2 separate regions of the Mus musculus genome follow, and region 1 is linked to region 2. A link is a loop called in an ENCODE intact Hi-C map of the cell type or tissue named here. Cell type or tissue: heart. All regions are shown on one strand.

Region 1 (5,000 bases), 62 kb after region 2:
AGCTCCAGGGGGAATATTAGCTTTGCCTAAGGCAAACTGTATACTATATACTTTATAGTTAGCTAAGATACAATAAGTTCAGGTTAACTTTTCCCCACGTATCCACAGAGGAAATGCAGTCCTGTCTGCTAATTCTGATCTATGAACTAAATGTGCTTACATGTGTAAACACAGGAGCATTCAAGGAAGTGATCTCAGATACAGACAGATCAGCATGTCTAACCTCAAAGCCATCCTTTGAGGCACAACTTTGTTATGATAATCATGTTGGATTTCTTCTTGATCAGAGGCTTTCTAGAGGCAAGATCTATTACCCAGAATCACTAGATATTTGATAAGAATAAAGATGCCAATGAAAACAGCCCTGAGGTAAAGAGTACTTCAGAAAGGTCATGAGAGACTCAGTAATAGAGTGCCTACCTACCATGTGCATGCCTCTGGGTTCAATTCCTAGAACTATCCAAAAAAACCCAAAAGGCTGATACCAAAAATGCCGAGAAAAGAAGGTCCCCAGACACAGATCATCAGAGGTGGAAACTAAGGCACTGAAATCAATCTACTAACAGAACATATAGCAAAAAAAAAGGCTAGAGTCAAGATGAGCACCCAAAAGCAAATACCAAGGCTACTTCCTGGACTTGAGCTGTAGCAGACATGGATTTCAGGGCCCTGGGTCCAGGTGGAAGGTCTAGTTCCTCAGAGAAACATGGAGTCTTCTTGGTAGGAAGCTCAGGGAGCAGGCAGTTGCTAGTTTTCAGGCTATGCAGATCAGCTTGTGCCGTATGAGATATGTGAAGACCCTGGAGCAAGGGGCTGGTCAATGCAGTGCTCTTTACAGTGGGGAGAGTAGCTAGACATTGGTTTTCCAAAGAAAGGACGTCTGGATGACTAGACATATGTCCACATAGCTTCTCCAGAGGCTGGAGGTCAGGGAGCATGGTCAGGCACCGATTCTCCAAGGAGAGGATGTCTGGGTGGACAGATATATGCCCATCTATTCTCTCCGTGGGCTGGAGGTCAGAGAGCATGGTCAGACACTGGTTCTCCAAGGAAAGGATGTCTGAGTGGACAGATCTATGTCCATGTATTTTCTCCAGGGGCTGGAGGTCAGGGAGCATGGTCAGGCACCGGTTCTTCAAGGAGAGGATGTCTGAATGGCCAGGCACATGCCCACAGAGCTTCTCCATAGCTGAAGAACAATCAACATATGCCTAGAAGAAAAAAAACAGGTAATGAGATGCACTAGAAACATATCAACTCCATACTCATCTGTTTGTGCCAGTGATAGGCAACAAACAAATATTTCTACTTCTTAAAATTATGTTATTGTTATTATTATTATCGTGTGTGTGTGTGTGTGTGTGTGTGTGTGTGTGTGTGTGTGTGTGTGTATTGAGAGAGGGAGAGGGGAAGACAGGTGTGTCTATAAGTTTGGCCATGCGTGTCACAGCATGTGTGAGGCTGGAGGACAATCCTTGGGAGTTGGTTCTCTCCCCCTACAGTGGGATGTGGGGATTGAACTCCAGTGGTCGGTATTGCAGTGTTGTACAGCCATCACTTTTAACCATCTTGCTGCCCCCCCCCCTTTTAGATTTATCCAGGCGTAATTCTAAGGGGACAGGGGGGAAAAGGGAAAGCAAAAGCTTAGAGAGAAGCCTGGCATGGCATAGCGGTGACCTGTCTAGAATCACAGCTGAAAAGGAGACCATAAGAACATGGAGGCCAGCCTGGGCTACATAGCAAATTCCAGGTCCACGTGAGCACTGACACTCTCTTTCTCAAAAGAAAATGTGTCTTGCTATTCCTCTCATGTCCCTGTACTACAAGGAAAAAAAAAAAGTAGTGAGGGCTGGGCTGGCATACACCTGCACTCCCAGCACTTGAGGCCGAGGCAGAAGGGTTAGGAGTTCAAAGGTCATCCTTGGCTACATAGCAAGTTAAAAGATCAAAATCACCCTGGAATATAGGAGACTTTGTCCAAAAAAAAAAAAAAAAAAAAGGTGGGAAGCTAGAAAGATAGGTCAGTTGATAAAACATCTAGATGACAGTAAGGCTCAGTAGTCTATGACTGTAATCCCAACACTGAAAGGCAGGCAGATTCTTACATCAAGCTGGCCAGCCAGCCTACCAAAAGTAACTCGAGAAGCAATAGAATAAGACACCTGGTGTGGAGTTCTAGTCTCCACATACCCGTATATATATCCGCATATGCACATACTCTTGCACACACAAACAAACACATACACACATATACACACCCAACGAGTAATAAGGAATTTCAGAATTAATCCAATATGTATGTATGTATGTATGTATGTATGTATGTATGTATGTATTGAAACAAGGTCTCACTAAAAAGGTCTGACTGACCTGGAACTACTATACAGATTCCAACTCACAGAGAGCCACCTGCCTCTGCCTCCCCAGTGCTAGGATTAAGACATACACAGCCACATCTGGCATAATCCAAGAGTGAAAAACAAGTTCTCAATTAAAATTTTAAGTTAACAGAGAAATAAAGACATGTAATTTTTTTCCTCTCTGGAGTTTATAGAGATTCTGATTAACTTCTGAAAGCTTAAAAGTTCTTCCCCAAGTTCCAGAGATAACTGGTATTGATAGTTTTATACTGACATTCTGTGTATACACTAGTTTGTATGTATACCTGCCTCCACTCCTACCCCGGTCCCTTTTCTTTGGCCTTGCACCTGAAGCCATACTTCAGACGCTATTCTTTTCTTAGGAAGTCGTGGAGGCCTACCGCGTTGGCACCTTAGTGTCCATTACTGTTAAACGTGTCAGTCTAGTGAGTTTCTGTTGCCAAAAGTGATCACAACACTCTTCATTTGTTACAGTCACTCCCTCCTAGGATTCTTTAAGGCAAAAGGAACCCATTCTCTCTGAGCATCTATCCCTCCGCCCCACTAAGGCCACCCCACCTCCCTGCCAGCCGCCCGGAAGGACTAAGCGGCTGCACCACGCTCGCCCAGAGGTCCTTCCGGGAGTCCAGCTGACACAGGTCTCGGCCAGGGCTCTACCTGCGCTCAGGATTGGAAAAGCTGTGCGCAATGAGAGGCGCGTTGGTTCTCCGCAACGGGGAGCAGAAACCGGCCTGGGTCAGCCAGTGGACTGGTTGGAAGCAGAGAACTGAAAGAAAACCAACACCCTAGTGAGGCCAAGGGGTGAGGCTGGGCGAGGGAGGGGCGGGGCTGGGGGCAGGGCGGGGCTGAGGGCGGGGCTGCCGCGTGTAGGATATCGCAAATGCCGGGATTATAGGGTTGTGCTAACCACACCCGGTTTGATTTGCACAGTTTAGGGATTTATACTTCCGGCTAGGCCAACTTTACCAACCGAGTTGTATTTCCACCCAATACAATCATGCTCTGATGCTATTATGTATCCTGAAAATACCCCAGAGGCTTATGTGCTAAAATCATGCCAGCCTTGGGCAGCTGTTGGGAGGTGGTGAAACGTTTAGAAAGAAAGATCGCTGAGAGTGTGCCCTTGGCTGACCTTTGAAAGTCAGGCCCCTTCTCTCCCTTTTGCTTCCTTTCATCCACCATGAAAGTAAACAGTTTCGTCTGTCGCCACCCCACTCAATCCCACTCCACCCCATCCGTGAACTGCTTTGCCACAGGCCAAAGCAAGAGGGTCAAGAGATCCTTGACTGAAAACCTCTGAAAATATGATTCAGAATGGTGGCACACACATGTAATCCTAGTACTTAGAAGGCTCTGGCAGGAAGATCAAAGAGTTAACTCTACTCATGCTATTTGAGTTCATTATGTTATCTTTTTGTTACTGCGACAAACTACCTGAGATAATAAACCAAACCCTTTTGATTGTTTCTTTCTTTTTCAGACAGGGTCTCTCTATGTAACCCTGGATGTCCTGGAACTCACTGTTTAGACCAGGCTGGCTTCTGACTCACAGAGATCCGCCTGCCCCTGCCTCCCATCTCCTGGGATTTAAAGGCATACCCCACCACCAACCACCACGCCCAGCAACAAATTTTTTTAAATTTTGATTTTGGGGATTTGGGCTTTTATTTTTAGACAAGGTCTATCTATATAACCCCAGCTGGCCTGCAGCTCACTATGTAGACCAGGCTGCCCTCTAATGGCTCAGAAATGAAGAGAATCTGTTTTTGCAGAAGGCCTAGGTTCAGTACCCAGCACCCACATCATGCCTCACAACCATTGGTAACTCTAATTACCCATGGTGACCTCTTCTAAACTCCAAGAGCACTTGGCATGAAGGTGGTGCACAGACATACATAGAGGCAAAACTCATAAATACAAAGTGGAGTGTGTGGGTGGAGGTCTGTTTTGTATGTAAATTACTACTAGCCAGGTAATATACCCTTATAATTCCAGAGATTTTAAAGGCTGAAGCAGAAGGATCTCAAGTTCAAGCCAGATTCCTTAGGGAGCATTTGCCTCCATAAAATAAGTAAGTGAGTAAATAAATAAATATAAAAATGAAAAACCCCTAAAGATAAATAGTAATTTTAATAGATTTTGTTGTAGTTCCGAGACAGGATTTCTCTGTGTAGCCCTGGCTATCCTGGAACTCAGTCTGTAGACGAGGCTGGCCTTTAACTCAGAGATCTGCCTGCCTCTGCTTCCTGGGTGCTAGGATTAAAATGCATGCCACCATCTCATAGCCCCATGGATTTTTAATGTGCATGAATGACTGGCAGAATCATTCAAAGTTGTAAGCACAAGAATGCCCCTCACTGTAGAAGTGCTCTGCACAGTTACTAAGGGTCTAGCACTCTTAAGTCCCACCTACTAAATATTAAATGCTAAAAATTATCCTAATTGTGAGAAATAAATGTGTGTGTGGGGGGGAGAGAGAGAGAGAGTTCTAAAACCATCCCTAGAACGCAATACCATCCATATTAATAGCCATCAGTCTTAATTGACATCTCTCTATAGGGAAAGGGATGATGAGTCTACGATTCTTACCACAAGACTGAAAATCTAAAACCCAGGGCT
Region 2 (5,000 bases):
ATACATATGTGAATGTTAGCTTCTAATCCTTCCATAGGCATGCTGCAATCCATTATAACCACAACGGTTAGGTATAGAGTCAGGGATGAGGAAGGGGAGGGAGGACAGGATCTCCCAAGGGAAGGGAAATAGAATATATAGCTATGGAGAAACAAGGGGAGAATGGAGCTGGAGGATTAAATGGGGAGGGGGATGGAGAAGAAAGGTAATGGGAATAGAGACTCAGAAAGTGACAAATAAGCATGCGTCATCCATAAGGGAGCCTGCTACTGTAGAAGCTTCTTAAAACATGTACATGTATGAAAAGAAAGCCTCAGCTAGACACCAGTCACCACCAAGAGAAACCACCAGGGATGGGTGACATCTAAGTGAGTTGTTTGCCAAAAGGGATCCATGGAAACCCCCAAAGAACCCAGTATCCTTTGCTCTCTGCAAACTGATGGCAAGGCCCTGTTGTTAAACATTGATACTGTCATACCTCATTGAATATGGACCAGTTGAGCTAGTGCCTGTCTAGAGCCTTCATCCCTACTGACTAATTTTCATAGTACTGGAAGGTACCCTGTACACCTACTGATATGGGATGTGTGTGTGTGGTATGTGAGTGTGTGCGTGTGCCCGTGCCCCCCACACCGTTAGAGTGAGCATATATGTATGTCTCTTGTGCTTTTTCTTTCTTTCTTTTTATTCTTTCGGTTTTTTTCAAGAGAGTTTTTCTATATAGCCTGGGCTGTCCTGGAATTTACCCTCTAGACCAGGTTAGCCTTGAACTCAGAGATCTGCTTCCCTGTGCCTCCCAAGTATTGGGATTAAAAGTGTGTGCCACCACACCCAGGTTTTGTTTTGTTTTTTTTTTTTTTTGTTTTTTTTTTTTTTGTACAGGGTTTCTCTGTATAGCCCTGGCTGACCTGGAACTCACTTTGTAGACCAGGCTGGTCTCGAACTCAGAAATCCACCTGTCTCTGCCTCCCAAGTGCTGGGATTAAAGGTGTGCGCCACCACTGCCTGGCTCACCCAGCTTTTTTTTTTTTTTTTTTTTTTAATGAGTTTGTATGTGTTTGTGTACGTATCACTTGTGCTTTTTATTTATTTATTTATTTATTTTTTAATTTAATTGCCTGTTTTCTAAAGAAAGCTCAAGAGGACATGGAGTTAGTTGGATGGAGACCTGGAGGAGATGAGGGACGGGAAATGGTAATCAAAGTTTTATTTTTCAGTTTTGGTCATTAATCGATCTGAGGCATCCACACACTAGTCAAGTCACAGCTTCGCGCCTTTGTAAGGAAAGCTGGGCTTGGTATGAGCCCTATTCCACTCCTATCTCAATTGCTTCTCCTTTCTCAGTGTTCTTCGCTGTAGCTCAACTCTGCTCATTTACTTCATGAGGAATTCCCAGCCTGTTTCTCTATTATGATACTATGTGCTTTTCCTAAGTACTTATTACAGTTACAGGTTCATTTTTTTGGTTTTGTAATAAGTCTACATATATATTCTCCCAATAACAAGTTACATGAAGGTATGAACTACGTTTATTTTTGCTAGACAAATAGCTAAAGTATAGCCCCAAAAATCCAACAGTGGGAGGGGGTTCATATCATGTTTCACTAAATGTTGTCAAACTCCCTTCTATATTTTTATGGTTTAATCCATATTTGAACAACTCTCAAGCTTGGTCTTTTTATAGTAGAGGGTTGTGGTCAATACAGTCACAACTGTTCAAAATGAATGAATGACTGACTGAATGCTGAGACACAGAGTAAATATATAAAACCCTTTCGAGTCAATACTCCAAAAGGATCTCGATCAAAAAAGAGGGCGGGGGAGAGTAGTCTGAATTGGGTTATGAGGCCCGGGAGGTGCCTCACCTCAGCCATTGAACTCGCACTGCTGGCCGTGAGTCTGTTCCAAGCTCCGGCGAGGGAGGCATCCGCTCCGGCGAGGGAGGCATCCGCCCCGACTCGGGGCTTCTCCTGCCCAGTCTGCCCAAGCGTAGAGCCCTGCTCTCTGGGAACTCACCTCCCCGCTCGGGGAGAGCCCGGTTAGGGCCGCGGGAGGCCCAAGTCTCAGACCTTCCCAGGGGCCGAAGAGTGACACGCACTCAGCACGTGGCCCCGCTGATGAGCTTCCTCCGCCCACTTTCAGGATGTAGACCGGCCGCCACTATAAGGCTCGAAAGAGGAATAAATTTTTCGTTTAGGGTGATTTCCCACAAAGCACAGCGCGTAATTTGCATGCGCTCTACCCCAGGCTCCTGTGCTAGACAAGAAGCCCGCGCATCCGGGCAAGGGATGATGACGTCGTCCTTCAAGAGCGATGGCGCCGCGGCGGCAGAGATCAGGCTCTGGAAGGCGAGGTGGGAACTCAGTCCGCAGGCTGAATGCTCGGCCCAGTGTCACAGGGAGCCTCTCGCTTTTTCATATTACACTTCAGTCCAAAGAGGCGGGTCACGGATAAGCGCTTACAGTAAAGTGATTAGCTGTAGTCAACCTTTTAAGATACATCCGATTTCAGAAAGTAAAATTCGAATCTTAGAATTGGTGTCTGTAGACCGTATACTGTGTCTGTGGTCTCGGTTTTATATTTCGGGCAACTAAAGTTCAATGAATTTACAGGTTCTAAAGCTCCAAATAGCAACGCTGGCAGCAAGTTGGTCAGTCCAGACCGTTGAACACTTTACTGATGACCATGATGAAGTGGTCTAGTTTGAAGGAAGGTATTAGAGACCAAAGGCTATGAGACCCATGTAATGAACTGTAAAGATCTATGTAAACTTATTTTATCCTATTATTAATATCCCATCAGGATAGCAATTTAGGCAGTATTGCTCAGTGAGTGGTGTGCAAGTTATTAAGAGCATGTTGAATTATTTCTTTAGAAATTATTTAATCTTTATGTATTTTATCTGCATATATATATATATATGCACCATGTATGTGCCTGGAAGTGTTGGACCCCCCGTACTAGAGTTACTGACAGTTGTGGTCTGCCATATGAGAGATGGAACTTAAACCCAGAGCCTCGGGAAGAATCAGGCAGCTCCTTCATCACTGACCCACCTCTCCAGCTACTTTAAGTTCTTTCTTTAAAGGATATTATGAGAGCCTGGTGGGCATGTTGGCTCACACCTTTAATGCTCGCACTTGGGAGGCAGAGGCAGGAGGATCTCTGTGAGGTCCAGGACAGCCAGGGCTATATAGAGACCCTGTCATTTAAAAAGGGGGGTGGGGGGAGGAGGGTTGTCAAGAAGCTGGAGAGTTAGCTCAATGTTAAAAACCACTTGTTAGCCAGGCGTGGTGGCACACGCCTTTAATCCCAGCACTCGGGAGGCAGAGGCAGGCGGACTTCTGAGTTTGAGGCCAGCCTGGTCTACAAAGTGAGCTCCAGGACAGCCAGGGCTATACAGAGAAACCCTGTCTCGAAAAACCAAAAAAAAAAAAAAAAGAAAACAAAACCAAAAAAAAAAAAAAACACTTGTTGCCCTTATAGAGGGTCTGAGTTTGATTCCAAAATCCCACATGGCAAGTCATAACCACCCTCCCAGACCTCCAGGTACACCAGACATCCAGACATGCACGTGGCACACATACATATACAGACAGAACACCCATACACGTAAAAGGAAACAATAACCTTTGGGGGTTTGTTTCTTTGTTTGTTTTGGGTTTTATGTTTGTTAACAGTCAAGGGCAGAGACAACTCTACTGTCTCTGACAGCAACCTTAGTTTTTCAGAGACCTCCACTCAGGCAAACCTAGTATTCTTGCCTTTAAAGTAGAAATGACTTTCAAGAGTATGCAAAATGAACCAAAGTTGGAAGTTTATTACAGGAGATGCCAATATATGTTTTAAGCACAAGGGTTAAAAGAAACGGAATGACTGGGAAGAGAGACGCCACAGAACATGAGTGTGGGCTTCTCAAAGAAGAATCACCCTTCACTGTCTTTAGAATAGACATGTATGTAAGATTTGTGATTTTTGGCTCTTCAAGGAGTTGTTAAAGAATTTAAATGAGATCACAGTTCCTGAGGAGATCTGACAGAATTCCAGAGTCCAAGTCTGGATGATAAGGGATGCAGGGAGTTAGGTTATCAGCATTGTCAACAATGCTCGTGGTCTGTTTAAGACTCCCATAAAATGGGAAAGAAATGAACCAGGCCCATTGTCATATTCATTTAGGCCGACAGCCCAATTCAGTGTCATTTTAACATGAAAATATCTGAAGATCTGCATCAGCAGCCTTCATAGAATGTTAATTGGGCTGAATTTCTTGCTTCTCAACTTCAGAGAGGCTTCATCCTGACTCGGGGATAGGAGGGGCTGCTTTTCCTTTTCATAGCCATCTAATTTTCCTGTGTTTTTATTTTGCTTCAGTGTTGTTTCAGTAAAGTTAGATCATCTTCATAGTGCAGTAATTCTTGGTATATTGTTCTTGCCATAAGTGCTAAATGAAGCCAAGAAAGTTGATAATGGCAACAAAGCAACAGAAGACGACTCTCCTCCTGGCAAGAAGATGCGCACGTGCCAGAGAAAAGGGCCTATGGCTGGAGGGAAGGACGCAGACAGGACAAAAGACAATCGAGGTAATGGGCCAGGGAGGACATGGGACAACTCTTGGGTTTCCAGAAGAATGGGGATAACATTTGTTCCTTCCCTCTTCAGGATCTAATTAATTTCTCTATCACCTGGGCATTCTGCAGTACCAGTCTACTTTGTTGAATATTTTCATAGATTTGAGATGGATTAGAACCCAGGCAGAAGACCTGGACTGCTCGGGAAGGGCAAAGTTAATTATGACAGCTTTGTAGCCAAGACGGCCCTTTTGATTCCCACATCAGTAACGGCAGTGCGTGTTTGTGTTCCCTCAGACTCTGTGAAGACCTTGCTGTTAAAGGGCAAAGCCCCTGTGGACCCAGAGTGTGCAGCCAAGCTGGGAAAGGTAAAAGCACCTGCAATGGAAGGCAGAGTTTTCTTGTCTTATGATGATCCCTGTCTAGAATGTC

The links. Peaks named below come from ENCODE experiments on the same cell type or tissue, not always from the same donor. Only the 100,000 strongest peaks of a DNase experiment are listed, where the experiment ranks them.
Region 1: a loop joins it to region 2, with 2.1 times the contacts of the local background. A loop is called at or near these places in 9 of 42 quality-filtered maps.

Annotation. Positions count from the first base shown.
Region 1 is chr14:50,867,375-50,872,374 of GRCm38, forward strand. Tep1 (telomerase associated protein 1) reads right to left here and starts at 3,180. Exons shown (of 55, transcript NM_009351.2): 1 at 3,039-3,180; 2 at 621-1,211. The coding sequence starts at 1,187. Gm26782 (a long non-coding RNA gene) reads left to right here and starts at 2,922. Exons shown (of 3, transcript XR_874615.2): 1 at 2,922-3,182. In heart, no CTCF peak of the experiment used is centred here; a DNase peak (open chromatin) is centred at 3,057; H3K4me3 peaks cover 1,555 bases; H3K27ac peaks cover 1,221 bases.
Region 2 is chr14:50,805,635-50,810,634 of GRCm38, forward strand. It overlaps Parp2 (poly (ADP-ribose) polymerase family, member 2), which reads left to right and starts at 2,282. Exons shown (of 16, transcript NM_009632.3): 1 at 2,282-2,353; 2 at 4,440-4,580; 3 at 4,866-4,936. The coding sequence starts at 2,314. It also overlaps Rpph1. In heart, no CTCF peak of the experiment used is centred here; a DNase peak (open chromatin) is centred at 2,137; H3K4me3 peaks cover 1,849 bases; H3K27ac peaks cover 1,229 bases.